Regions from separate parts of the Homo sapiens genome. Here regions 2 and 3 are each linked to region 1. Evidence: read pairs that join two places in POLR2A ChIA-PET (ENCODE). Cell type or tissue: Panc1. All regions are shown on one strand.

Region 1 (4,000 bases):
GGTCCCACCCCCTTAGCAGCACATTACAAATTGAACTGGTAGAATAACTTCATATGGAACTCATCAAATATATTTGAGTGTCTTGTTGCTCTTTCCATTTTTTTTTCTATGTTGGGGTTTCAGATAAGATTTCTACAGTTTTTCATGCAGAATGTTCAATCCCTGTCTTCTCAAGGCCTCTAAACCCTAACCCGTGAGTGTTGGAGGTATTCGGTGCAGTGCTTGGTCTTCCTGGCAGTGTTTCTCATTTGGAATCAATCACAGTAGTGACTGGACAAGGGGTTACAGAATTTCTTGGCATGGGGTGGGAGAACTGTTGCTTTACTTCCTATTAAAAGAACTGGAGTGAGGCTGGGTGCGATGGCTCATGCCTGTAATCCCAGCATTTTGGGAGGCCGGGTTGGGCAGATCACAAGGTCAGGAGATTGAGACCACCCTGGCCGACATCTGGAAATCCCGTCTCTACTAAAATACAAAAAAATCAGCTAGTCATGGTGGCGTGTGCTTGTAGTCCCAGCTACTCAGGAGGCTGAGGCAGGGGAGTTGCTCGAACCCTGGAGGTGGAGGTTTCAGTGAGCTGAGATTACGCCACTGCACTCCAGCCTGGCAACAGAATGAGACTTCATCTCAAAAAAAAAAAAAAAAAAAAGAGAGAAAAGCTGTTATTTGGGAATATGAAAATTAAACATGCAGAGGCATGTGCCCTTTACCTGGGACCTTGCTGACAGCTGTGTTCTCTAGACCTCTCTCTTTAGGAACGTCTCTCGTCCCACCTCCACCCACAGGAGAAACCACTGGAAGCTCCTCCAGGTTCCTAGTGAAGCCCCCAGGACTCAGCTCCTTGGCCTCACTGCCCACCTGCCATCAGCTTCTTTGGCCTCTGGAGAACCTCACGATCAGCCTGCAGAGCTGCACCCAGGCCTGCCCTATGCCGGGGTTCCCACTGAGACCCCAGGGTCACTCACTTAGCAGGACAGTGATCATCAAGTGGGTTAGGGTTTCCAGGATGCTTCAAGGCAAGGCTCTGAGATCTGAGCTGTGGAGGAGGATGTAAGGAATCAGTACAAACAGGGGCTGGCCACACAGCACTGGGGAACTATGAAAAAGCTTCTGGAATCCAGAGGCCCCACGTGTGCACTTGGTGGGTGTTACAGAAACTTACGGTGAGCCCACCATCTCCAAAAACTTGAAACTCCACTCTTGCTTAAACTCAGGATCACACATCCTATGCCAGCGGGCTCTTGGTCCTTAGACTGTTCATAAGAAAAATAGGAAATGGCCAGGGGCCTGAGGAAGGAATGCAGCCATACCTGACCCTGGCTGCCTGAAGAGAGCTGGGTTGGTTTGGAGAGTACTGGGGCGGGGAGTAGGGTGCAGGGATGGGCGGGGGAGCCAGTCAGTAAAGTGTGCAGGAACCCAGGGTGGCCCATGGGCCTGAGGACTACACAGGCCCTGTCCTAGAGGCCATCTGGAGGGGGCTGGTCGGCTGGCTCCATTTCCAATTAACACCCCCTGCACCCCCCTGGATCCTCAGAGCCTCTGCTGGGATAGATGATCTCACCAGCTCTGTGATTGTGGCAGAAACACCAGGCCAGCCAAGCTTGAGTCATGCGACCTCCTCTGGCTACCAGGGCATGAGGAGGAAGAGTGCCTGGTTTCCTCCAGCCACATAGTAGTAGGCAAAGCCTGGCTCTCACCAAGTAAAGCAAGACTCCCACCAGATAGACAGGAAGGGCGCTCCCTTGACTGGGTGGTCTCTAAATATCAAATGTCCATTACAGTGGCCAAGAAACTGCGGTATCTTAATCACAAATAATCATCACCCATGCATTTGAACTAACTGGCAAAAGAACTCTCTCTCTCTCTCTCTCTCTCTGTGTGTGTGTGTGTTCAACAACAGCATCAAGGCTGAACATAAAAGATCACCTCTTGCTGACTTTATAATCTTTTTTTTTTTTTGAGATGGCGTTTTGCCCTTGTCGCCCAGGCTGGAGTGCAATGGTGTGATCTCGGCTCACTGCAATCTCCGCCTCCTGGGTTCAAGAGATTCTGCAGCCTCAGCCTCCCATGTAGCTGGGATTACAGGCGCCTGCCACCACGTCTGACTAACTTTTGTATTTTTAGTAGAGACAGGGTTTCACCATGTTGGCCAAGCTAGTCTCAAACTCCTGACCTCAGGTGATCCACCCGCCTCAGCCTCCCAAAATGTTGGGATGTGTTTTTTTTTGAGATGTGGTTTTGCTCGTTGCCCAGGCTGGAGTGCAATGGCATGATCTCAGCTCACTGCAACCTTCGCCTCCTAGGTTCAAGTGATCCTCCTGCTTCAGCCTCCCACTTAGCTGGGATTACAAGCATGTGTCACCATGCCAAGCTAATTTTGTATTTTCAATAGAGACAAGATGGGGTTTCACCATGTTGGTCAGGAAACTGCTGACCTCAGGTGATCCACCTGCCTCGGCCTCCCAAAGTGCTGGGATTACAGGTGTGAGCCACCGTGCCCAGTCGACTTTAATCTTATACAGACATTTATATGTATTTATATGTGCCCTGGTGGGACTGTGGCATGCCATTGACAGTCACTGTTCAGATTACTCTTTTTAGCAACTGCTATTTGAGTTCAGAGAAAAAAACTGTAAAAATCTGTGAAGGAAACGTCCATGGAAACAGCCACTCTCTAGTCTACTTTCTATTCATTTGGAAAGCAATGTCTCTCTTAGCATCTGAGGCTTCTAACCCATATTTTCAAGATGGCGATTCCCATCAGGAAATCTCTTACAGCCTATGGCAGAAAATACGCGGTTTGGGAATGACTGAGGTTTACATCAGAGCTGAGAAATGAGTATTGAACTCAGTCTAGTGAAGTTATCTGGGCATTTTCCCCAGGTGTTATTGGCATGTCCTGCTCCATGTTGGGACATTTAGATAAATAAGAAGTTGGGCCACTCATTTTGGTTCCACATTTACACCCACCTGATTTCCTCAGTTCTGTGCCAGCCACAGTTGACAGAAATGAAGGATACTTACTTATTCCTGCACCCGGGAGGTACAGGATGTGGAGAAGACAACACATAATTAGAAAGTTATAATGAGCTGAACTACTTGGGAGTATGCTGGGAGTGTGAAGCCCCAGAATAGACTTAGCGTATCTTTCTAGAGAGTTGATTTCATTGCATGCTAAATAATGTAAACCGAATTAGGTTATGTGAATGTGCTCGGATATACTGTGGAGTAGAATGCAAAATACAAAGTGGATGTTGGTGAAAGTGGCAGAGTTAGGGCTGGGCACAGTGGTTCATGCCTGTAATCTCAGCATTTTGAGAGGCCGAGCCAGAAGAATCACTTCATCCCACAAGAGTTAGAGACCAGCCTGGGCAACATAGTGAGACCCTGTCTCTGGTAGGGGTTACCCCATCTCTGGTAAAAAAAAAAAAAAAAAAAAAAGTTGCCAGGGATAGTGGTATGTACCTGTAGTTTCAGGTACTCAGGGGGCTGAGGCGGGAGGATTGCTTGCATTTGGGAGGTCAAGGCTTCAGTGAGCCATAATTGCACCACTACACCCCAGCCTGACAAGACTGAGACTCTGTCTATTTAAAAAAAAAAGGAAGTGGCAGAGTTAGGACCTCTGAAAAGTCTCTCCATAAAAGCAATGAGAAAATTGACAAAAATTATCAGAGCCAATTTTTTTTTGAACTTTGGAAATTAAATTGCAACAATCCAAGTAGTGTTAATATTTAAGAAAAGTGGCAGAATCCTGGTAAGAAAAAAAGCTTTGTGACATTTTAATTTATCCTAGTCCCATCCCCATGGTAACCTTGAAAAATTAAAGCGTACACTAACAGTGAAAATTAGCATGGTGGCAGCCACCTAAGGGAACAGAATTGGCCTGGAGCTCGTTAAAGGCCCATTACCAGAGAGCTGTCATTATTTGACCTGTCTGGTGATTCTCTGGAAGATCCCCCTTTGTAAGGTTGTCTGTATTTGACCTGACTCTGAACTTACA
Region 2 (4,000 bases), 550 kb before region 1:
ACAGTGTCATTCCCATCTACTTCTGGTCACACTGTGCTTTCCTGTAAGGAGATTTGTTTCTTGTTTCAGGGCCAGGTCATGAACATTTTCGTGATACTCCCCGCCCTGATCATCCCCCTCACGACGGTCATTCCCCAGCCAGCAGAGAACGCTCCTCTTCTCTCCAAGGCATGGACATGGCATCCCTACCTCCCCGAAAGCGCCCCTGGCATGATGGCCCAGGCACTTCTGAGCACAGAGAGATGGAGGCCCCAGGAGGCCCTTCTGAAGACCGAGGAGGCAAAGGTAAGAGCAGGCCAGTGGTTATGGTTCCAGGAGATGCAGGGGCCGATGGAGGCCTTGCCTGTATCTGCTGCACATGCCCTTGCAGCCTGGGCTGTGCAGAGGCACATGCTCCTAAATGTGGTGCCAGTGCCACACGAGCTGTCATCTGGTGGACTGCAACTCAGCCCTGCACAGGACTCCACTTGCCTCCGGGAATCCCTGTTCACTTGAGGTTTTCACTTCAGCCCTCTGCCAAGATGCCCCAGCACTCTCTGCTCGGCTTGCTGTCTGGGAGCCCTGCTCTCCTTGGCAGTCTGCCCTCCACAAGGCTGCTTGGAACCCTCAAGGGCTCTCAGTGGGAGGGGAAGAGTTGTCCTCTCCTGGGTGGTCTGTTGGTTTTTTTAGCCTGGGTCTAGAGGAACACTGCTTGTGCTCAAAGTCACAGAGACTTTGGGAAACATGGTCTATGGGCAGTGTTTCCAGGGGCACAGTAGATTATCTCCTCAACTGGGAACTGTGGAGCTTTATGTTATAGGCAGCACTAACTTTAGCCAGGAGTAGTTGCCTCTGAAGGCTGACTATACAACTCTGGTTGCAAGGCAGCGGGGGAGGTGCATAGGTGGTGTGGCTCGGAAGCTTCTGGGAAGGCTGCTCCCCGCATGCCCCAGCTTGTGCTCTGCTCCTGAAGTTGGCCTGTCTGTATGGACGGTCCTTCCAGTACAGAGTTCTGCCATTTGGTCTTTTTGGGTTTTTTTCTGTCGCCCAGGCTGGAGTGCAGTGGTGTGATCTTGGCTTACTGCAAGCAACCCCCGCCTCCCAGGTTCAAGTGATTCTTGTGCCTCAGTCTCCCCAGTAGCTGGAACTACAGGTGTGCGCCACCATGCTTTTGTGTTTTTAGAGAGATGGGCTTTTGCCATGTTGGCTAGGCTGGTCTCGAACTCCTGGCCTCAAGTGATCCACCTGCCTTGGCCTCTCATGAGCCACCATGCCTGGCCTGCCATTTGATCTTGATAGTTGTTTGTCTCAACAAAACCCTCAGAAATTACCTTATGTATCATCAATAGATCACCCTGCATAAACACATTGTACTACTAGCCAGTGTGCTGTGACCTTGGCTGACTTTCTTGGGCACTCAGCACACCATTATTAGGTCCCTCTGGTCAAGGACATGCAGTTAGCATGGGAATGATGTAGTAGCTGACACTCTGCCCAGGTGCCTCAGGTGGGTTGAAGCTGCACTTTCTAAGAAAAGAAGCCAAGATTGTTCCTTTGGCTGGCTCTCCTAACTTCATCTCAGCTAGATTCATATTCTATTACAAAATATGAGACAGCGGAGAGTTTGCAGTCATCTTCTGAGAGTGCATTATGGGAGATGTGACCAAATCCTATCATTTCCTGAGGAAAAAAATCTTACAAGATAGAATTTTTTTTCCTTTTCCTTTCTTTTTTTTCTTTTTTTTTTTTTTTTAAATATATTCTCAAGCTGCAACAGAATGAAAGAATTTTAATAGTACCTAAACATTTGTGCATACTAGTCTGAAGCAGGTTAAGCTGTGCCTCGGTGATAGAACCTGAAAGCCAGTGTTTTGTGGGGTTTTTGGGTTTTTGTGCTTTTCTTTTGTTTTTTCAAGAAATACTTTATTTTACTAATTATGAAAAGGAAGCCAAAAGTGCCACATGTCACGGGACAGTCCCAGTGAACGCTTGTCCTAGTTGGAGCACTTTTTATTAACATTAGCAGTGTGTACTTCCAAAGTTAAGTCAGTATATTCAAACCTTCCCTCAATATACCCTGGTGGCTGGGAGCAGGCAGATACACTTCCCATGGCCTGGGACATGGCCCAGTGTGGCCCGGGTCTCCCTGAAGGTGCTCCTTGCTCATCTCTTGGCTTCCTGTCGTCTGTCACACAGCCCTGGGGGCATGGATCTGGCTGATGCTGAGGCCCATGGCCATGAGCCAGGAAGGGGGAGGCAGGGTCAGGAAAGGGTAGAGGCACACCTCTCAGTACGCTGAATACCACTGCCAGTCTCCCTGGCACCCACCAGAACTGGTCCATTGTCATCAGAGAGTAAAGTTTGTACTGGGAGTTACTGACAAACAGTTGCTAATACAAAAAGTCCCATGTGAAATTTTCTTTGTTTCAGGCCGAGGGGGCCCAGGACCTGCTCAGAGAGTGCCCAAATCTGGGCGTTCCAGCTCCTTAGACGGAGAGCACCACGATGGATACCACAGAGATGAACCTTTTGGGGGCCCTCCAGGCAGTGGCACCCCTTCTCGAGGGGGCCGGAGTGGCAGTAACTGGGGTAGAGGGAGTAACATGAACTCTGGCCCGCCGAGGCGAGGAGCTTCACGGGGTGGTGGAAGGGGTCGGTAGAAGCTGGAACTGAGTACCCTGAGGCCTCTCTGGACAGTATGTAAGAACTTCTTGTGGACTCACCAAGAGAAACAAAAGGAAGCCTGCACCATTGTAGCCCTGAACTCTTTTCTGGGCACCTGAATCCCAGGAACCCTCAATGAGGTCTTCAAGATGAAGAGACTGCTGCCAGCTACCAGCCTGGCTGGCCCTGTCCTGTCCACCCTCATTGCCCCAACTCCCATGTTGTTTTGTGAAGATAAAAGCTGGGATCTTTTTCTTTTTTTTAAGTCTCACAAGACATGGGGCATCTCCACAAATTTAAGTTCCTGTCCATTTGGAAATTTGTTTCTATGTGTACAGTTTGTCAGAGAAAAACAAAGTTTTTGTATGAATACAGAATGTGATTTACGCAAGAATTGACAGAAAACTAGTTGTGAAGTGCTTGCCTTAAGGAAACCTTTGGTTTCCATCGCATCCCATCTGCCAAGGAATGCACGGTTGTTGCTGATGTTCATGAGCATATTAACCACTAGGTTATCTAAATTAATCTCAGCTGTGAACTTTGTGTTTTTCAACACATTCTGTCACACCATTTTTGTGACAGAAAAATACTTGAAAATTATTCTAATGTAGTTTGTAGTAGGTTCAAATTTTTATTCAGACATGCTCTGACAGATGGAAAATTGTACTCTGAAGAGAAAATGCAATCTTCTGGATGTCCAACGAGGGAGCTTCCCCTTGGAAGCATCTCCTAAGAATCACAGTTTAGGTTTGAATCGCCTTGTTATGATGAGGAGAGGAACTTGATGTTAGTCAGAAATAAAGTCACATGCCCTTTAGATAACTTGAAATCACACATGGAGTTGATAAGGAATGGACCAAAATAGGTCCTCAAACAATTTTGCAACACTTAATTAAGTTTTCCTCTCTTCCTCTTCCATACTATGTGGAAATACCAGTGTTACGGCAGGGCGTACTTCTAACTCACAGTAAGCCAGATAGATCTTGTCCATGGCAAATTCCTTGTTTAAAATAAACATACCATTTAGCCCAGTTTGGATTGGAAGCCAAAAATTCAGTTTGTTATATACCCCATGATACTTTCTATACTGACCTTTATTTTGGTTTTACATGGAAGCTTTTATTAAAAGGACTGTCCTATGGCCACCTTAACATTTCATTACATTGGCAGCTTCAGTTTTGGCATCAGTCAAATTTATTTGGCAAATTTAGTGGTGCTGGAAGTTTCTTTTTTTCTTTTCCTTTTTTGACAGAGTCTTGCTCTGTCACCCAGCCAGGAGTGCAGTGGTGCAATCACGGCTCACTTCAGCTTTGACCCTGCCTCAGCCTCCCTAGTAGCTAGGACTACAGGCATATGC
Region 3 (4,000 bases), 130 kb before region 1:
GGGATGCTGTCTTTATCTGTACCCTGATTGTGGTGCTGGTTACAAAAATGTAAATATGTTAAAATGCATAGAAGTGCCCCCCCCACCCCCCGCCCCAAGTCAGTTTTACTGTGAGAATTTAAAAACTCAAAAGAAAAAAGGTGGAAGGGTGGGTATTGGGTCTGCTAGGATTGAAAATTGATGGTACAGAGAATCACTACCCACAAAGGAGTCTGGAATTGTTCTGTAGCAGTTTGGTTGGAAGCTGTGTTCAGGGCTTGAGGCATTCTGTCTGACTATATGTTTGGTACACGTTCATGTTTTTCTTTAACCCAAGCCCCAGGTCCCAGGTTCCAGGGGACAACAGCACAGATTTGGGATTGGTTATCTGATGAACAAGTACAAAAAGGTGCATCTCACACTCACATATGTCTGTGAGTTTGTCTGTCTCTCGTCTAGTTCACTGGATGAGTTAGTCTTTGGTTGAGTTGCGGAGTGAAACCAACAAACTCTAAGGGATTTTTGAGTACAGGCCCCATAAGCCCAGTGGCCTGGCCATGCTCATTGTCCCAGAGAGCAAATGTTAAATAAGGGAATGCTAGGAAGTCACAGTAAGTCTCCTGACTGTCTTAACGTCTGCTGTGTTGGGTTAGGTGGAGTGATCAATCTTTGAGATTTATCTCAAAGGATAAAGATTGCTGTGCTGTTTTACAGATTTTTCAAAAGGAGCTCTGTTATGCCTTTTTATTAATGATTCATATTATGGTACTTGTGTATATTAAGTGCTTCCTGTGTGCTAGGTACTGTGCCAGTTTCATTATTTCTACAGGTATTTATTGAGAACCTACTAAGTTTAGGCACTGTACTTGGCACTGGAGACAAAGTGGAAGGGACAGCCAAGTAACCACACAAATAAATGCCAAATGACAACCATGACATAATGTTGAGTGATACAAGCCACACACAAAAGTGCATACTATGATTTCATTCATGCAAAGTTCAGAAAGGAGGCAGACCCCTCTCAGAAGTCAGAGGAGTGTTTCCCTCAAGGAAGAGTGCTAGTTATTGACAGAAGGGGTCAGGGGAGAGACCTCTGGGTGCCTGGTTCTCTATATCCTGATCTAGGTGGTTCCACAGCTGCATGTCTGTAAAAATATATTGAGTAGTATGCTGTGAGTTATTCACCTGTGACAGCTGTCAGGGCTGTAGGAGAGTGTAATAGAGGGGTGTGATGGGGTCACGGGTGTCCAGGCAGAGTCCTACCTGCCTTATCCTTGTCTTGGGTCAGTATGTCCCCCAGTGTTGCCTCTCTGGGGCCCACACTGGGTTGGTGTAGCCATTGCCTTGACTACCATTTCCCTCTAACATGGGGAGCTTGGTCTGAGGTTCTTGGCTACTGTATTTTGGAGCCAGCACAGTCTTTCCTTAGACATAACCCTGAGCTGATTTTGTTTTCTGTGTTGTGTGTGTGTGTGTGTGTTTGTGTGTGTGTGTTTGCATGTGGTGTTGTGTGCAAACCATGTAGATGTAAAAACTAAACATTTACTTAGAGTTAGGCAACCCTATGTTATTTCACTGTGAACGTCTTTGTGTTTTGGTGCATTCAGGCCTCTTTTTCCTTAGATTTTTGTGTCTATTTATTTCTGAAATATCATTAGCCCTACTTTCAATTATATTGTAAGATAAGCATGACTCAAACATTTTAACCTTGCTTCAGAGTATTAGAATTTTTAAAAGGTGAGCCCGTGGAAATCCATAAATTAGGTTTTTTAAAAATGAATAACTCATACCCTTTATGTGTTTATTTTATTTGATAAACCAGAGAGAATTATAATGTTCAAAAGAAAGGAAGAAAAAGAGGTTGCTGGTTGACCAAAGTGATTGAATTGGTAAAGTTTGGAGAGGGGAGTTTCCTAAGGCGGGCCGGAGGGCTTGGGCGAACAGTTCCTGGAGTTTCATCACTCCCGTGGGCTTGGCTTTCTTCTCGGTTTCTGGGAAAATGATGGGAAGCTGAGAAGAGCTGGCTTCTTTCATTTCTTCCTCTCCCTAGATTGTCAACTTTCTTTTCAGTAACCTGGGTACAAGTGTTAGGGGAAAATTCTTTGCGTAATTTAGAGCTTAATGGTATTAATAGTAAGTATTGCAGGTTGTATTTCAAATTGCCATCTGTACTTCTACTGATAACTGTTGTGAGGGGAATGCTGGGATTCATTAACTTGGAGATTCCTTAAGCTCATTTCACCCTCTTGTTCTCCTTTTCATTTTCTTTTGGACAGGTCTAAAAGTGATGGTGAAGCATTTGCCTAGTCATTCTTGTCTAGAGCCAGCTTCTGTGGTCCTGAAACCCAAGGGTTAGTTCAGGTGGTGTCATAAGCCAGTGTTAAGTTGCACAGCTATGAGCATTTGAAAAAGTGACAGTGTAGGCTGGGTGCAGTGGGTCACGTCTGTAATCCCAGCACTTTGGGAGGCGAAGGCAGGGGGATTGCTTGAGGCCAGGAGTTCAAGACCAGCCTGGGCAATATAATGAGACCCCATCTCTACAAAAAATATTTTAAAATAAATAAATAAAAAATAAGAAAGAAAAGTGACAGTGTGAATGCTCCCATTGTTTCCTCAGCCAAGATGTTCCGAAGGGTGCTCACCATCGTGCAGGCCCACTGTAAGCTGGGTTTGACTGCGACCCTCGTCCGCGAAGATGACAAAATTGTGGATTTAAATTTTCTGATTGGGCCTAAGCTCTACGAAGCCAACTGGATGGAGCTGCAGAATAATGGCTACATCGCCAAAGTCCAGTGTGCTGAGGTAGCTGGGCCTGGGCTGGGGGCGTCTGGGAAAGGGCCTCCTCCTATGGGCAGGGGAGTGATCAGATCGATTCCTCATGGGCAGACACAGGTCAGGACTTAGGCTCACCTGCTACCACTTCATACAGGATCCTCAGTCACCCTGTGGTTGGGTGGTACTAGACCCACTTGCTGCATATCTTCTGTCTTGTCACATATCTCACATACCCCTGAATTTGTGATGATTCTTTTTCCTAGCCATGGGGTTTACCAGTCATGGATTTCTGTGGGTGAGGATTAGCATTCAGGGCACAGGGATGAATGAAGGCCCCTGATACCACAGTGCTGCCTGGGAGCCTGGCAGCAAAGGGCTTTGCTCTGATAGCCCCAAGCGCCTAACTGATATGCTCCCAGCCCTGCTGGGAAGTGTGTGAAGAGGTGGCGGTACTCAGTAGCAGTGCTGACTCGTGTGTGGAAGTGTGGCTTAAATGGAAGAATTGCTGACACTACCAATTGAGAATCTGGTTTCGCACACTTGCAGCTGGTGTGAAAATAACTCCCTGGATGTGATTGCATTTAAAAATCTTTTAAGTGGTTAACATGTGAAAACGTCCAGTTCAATAGGAGGTATTAGGTTGGGTTTAGTTTTGTGCATGCATTTATTTTCAGTTGTACTGATTTCTAATTCACATAGCATTTTTTTTTTTTTAAAACAGGGTCTCACTCTGTCACCCAGGCTGGAGTGCAGTGGCGTGATCTTGGCTCACTGCAACCTCCGCCTCCTGGGCAAGTGATTCTCCTGCCTTAGCCTCCTGCGTAGCTGGAATTACAGACATGCACTACCACACCCAGCTAATTTTTGTATTTTTAGTAGAGACTGGGTTTCACTGTGTTGGCCAGGCTGGTCTTGAACTCCTGGCCTCAAGTGATCTGCCTGCCTCAGCCTCCCAAACTGCTGGCATTACAGGCATGAGCCACTGCACCTGACTGGTTTTGTTTTAAAGCTAATTCTGCTAGAGAAAGGTCTTCAAAAGTTTTAAATTGTGTGGTGTTTAAACTTGTAAAATGACCCCTGGTTCTTACTGTATTACAGGTCTGGTGCCCTATGTCTCCTGAATTTTACCGGGAATATGTGGCAATCAAAACCAAGAAACGAATCTTGCTGTACACCATGAACCCCAACAAATTTAGAGCTTGCCAGTTTCTGATCAAGTTTCATGAAAGGAGGAATGACAAGATTA

What was found. Peaks named below come from ENCODE experiments on the same cell type or tissue, not always from the same donor. Only the 100,000 strongest peaks of a DNase experiment are listed, where the experiment ranks them.
Region 2: POLR2A ChIA-PET joins it to region 1 with 6 read pairs; 2 of 35 experiments call an interaction of 5 or more read pairs at or near these places.
Region 3: POLR2A ChIA-PET joins it to region 1 with 5 read pairs; 3 of 35 experiments call an interaction of 5 or more read pairs at or near these places.

What each region holds. Positions count from the first base shown.
Region 1 is chr2:127,151,510-127,155,509 of GRCh38, reverse strand. No RefSeq gene overlaps it. Among named protein-coding and RNA genes, the nearest start is that of BIN1, 46 kb to the right of the region's middle. In Panc1, no CTCF peak of the experiment used is centred here; a DNase peak (open chromatin) is centred at 1,699.
Region 2 is chr2:127,704,962-127,708,961 of GRCh38, reverse strand. It overlaps WDR33 (WD repeat domain 33), which reads left to right. Exons shown (of 22, transcript NM_018383.5): 21 at 70-285; 22 at 2,410-4,000. The coding sequence ends at 2,639. SFT2D3 (SFT2 domain containing 3) reads right to left here. Exons shown (of 1, transcript NM_032740.4): 1 at 3,720-4,000. Among named protein-coding and RNA genes, the nearest start is that of SFT2D3, 5.5 kb to the right of the region's middle. In Panc1, no CTCF peak of the experiment used is centred here; no DNase peak of the experiment used is centred here.
Region 3 is chr2:127,279,228-127,283,227 of GRCh38, reverse strand. It overlaps ERCC3 (ERCC excision repair 3, TFIIH core complex helicase subunit), which reads left to right. Exons shown (of 15, transcript NM_000122.2): 9 at 2,597-2,781; 10 at 3,853-4,000. Among named protein-coding and RNA genes, the nearest start is that of ERCC3, 13 kb to the left of the region's middle. In Panc1, no CTCF peak of the experiment used is centred here; no DNase peak of the experiment used is centred here.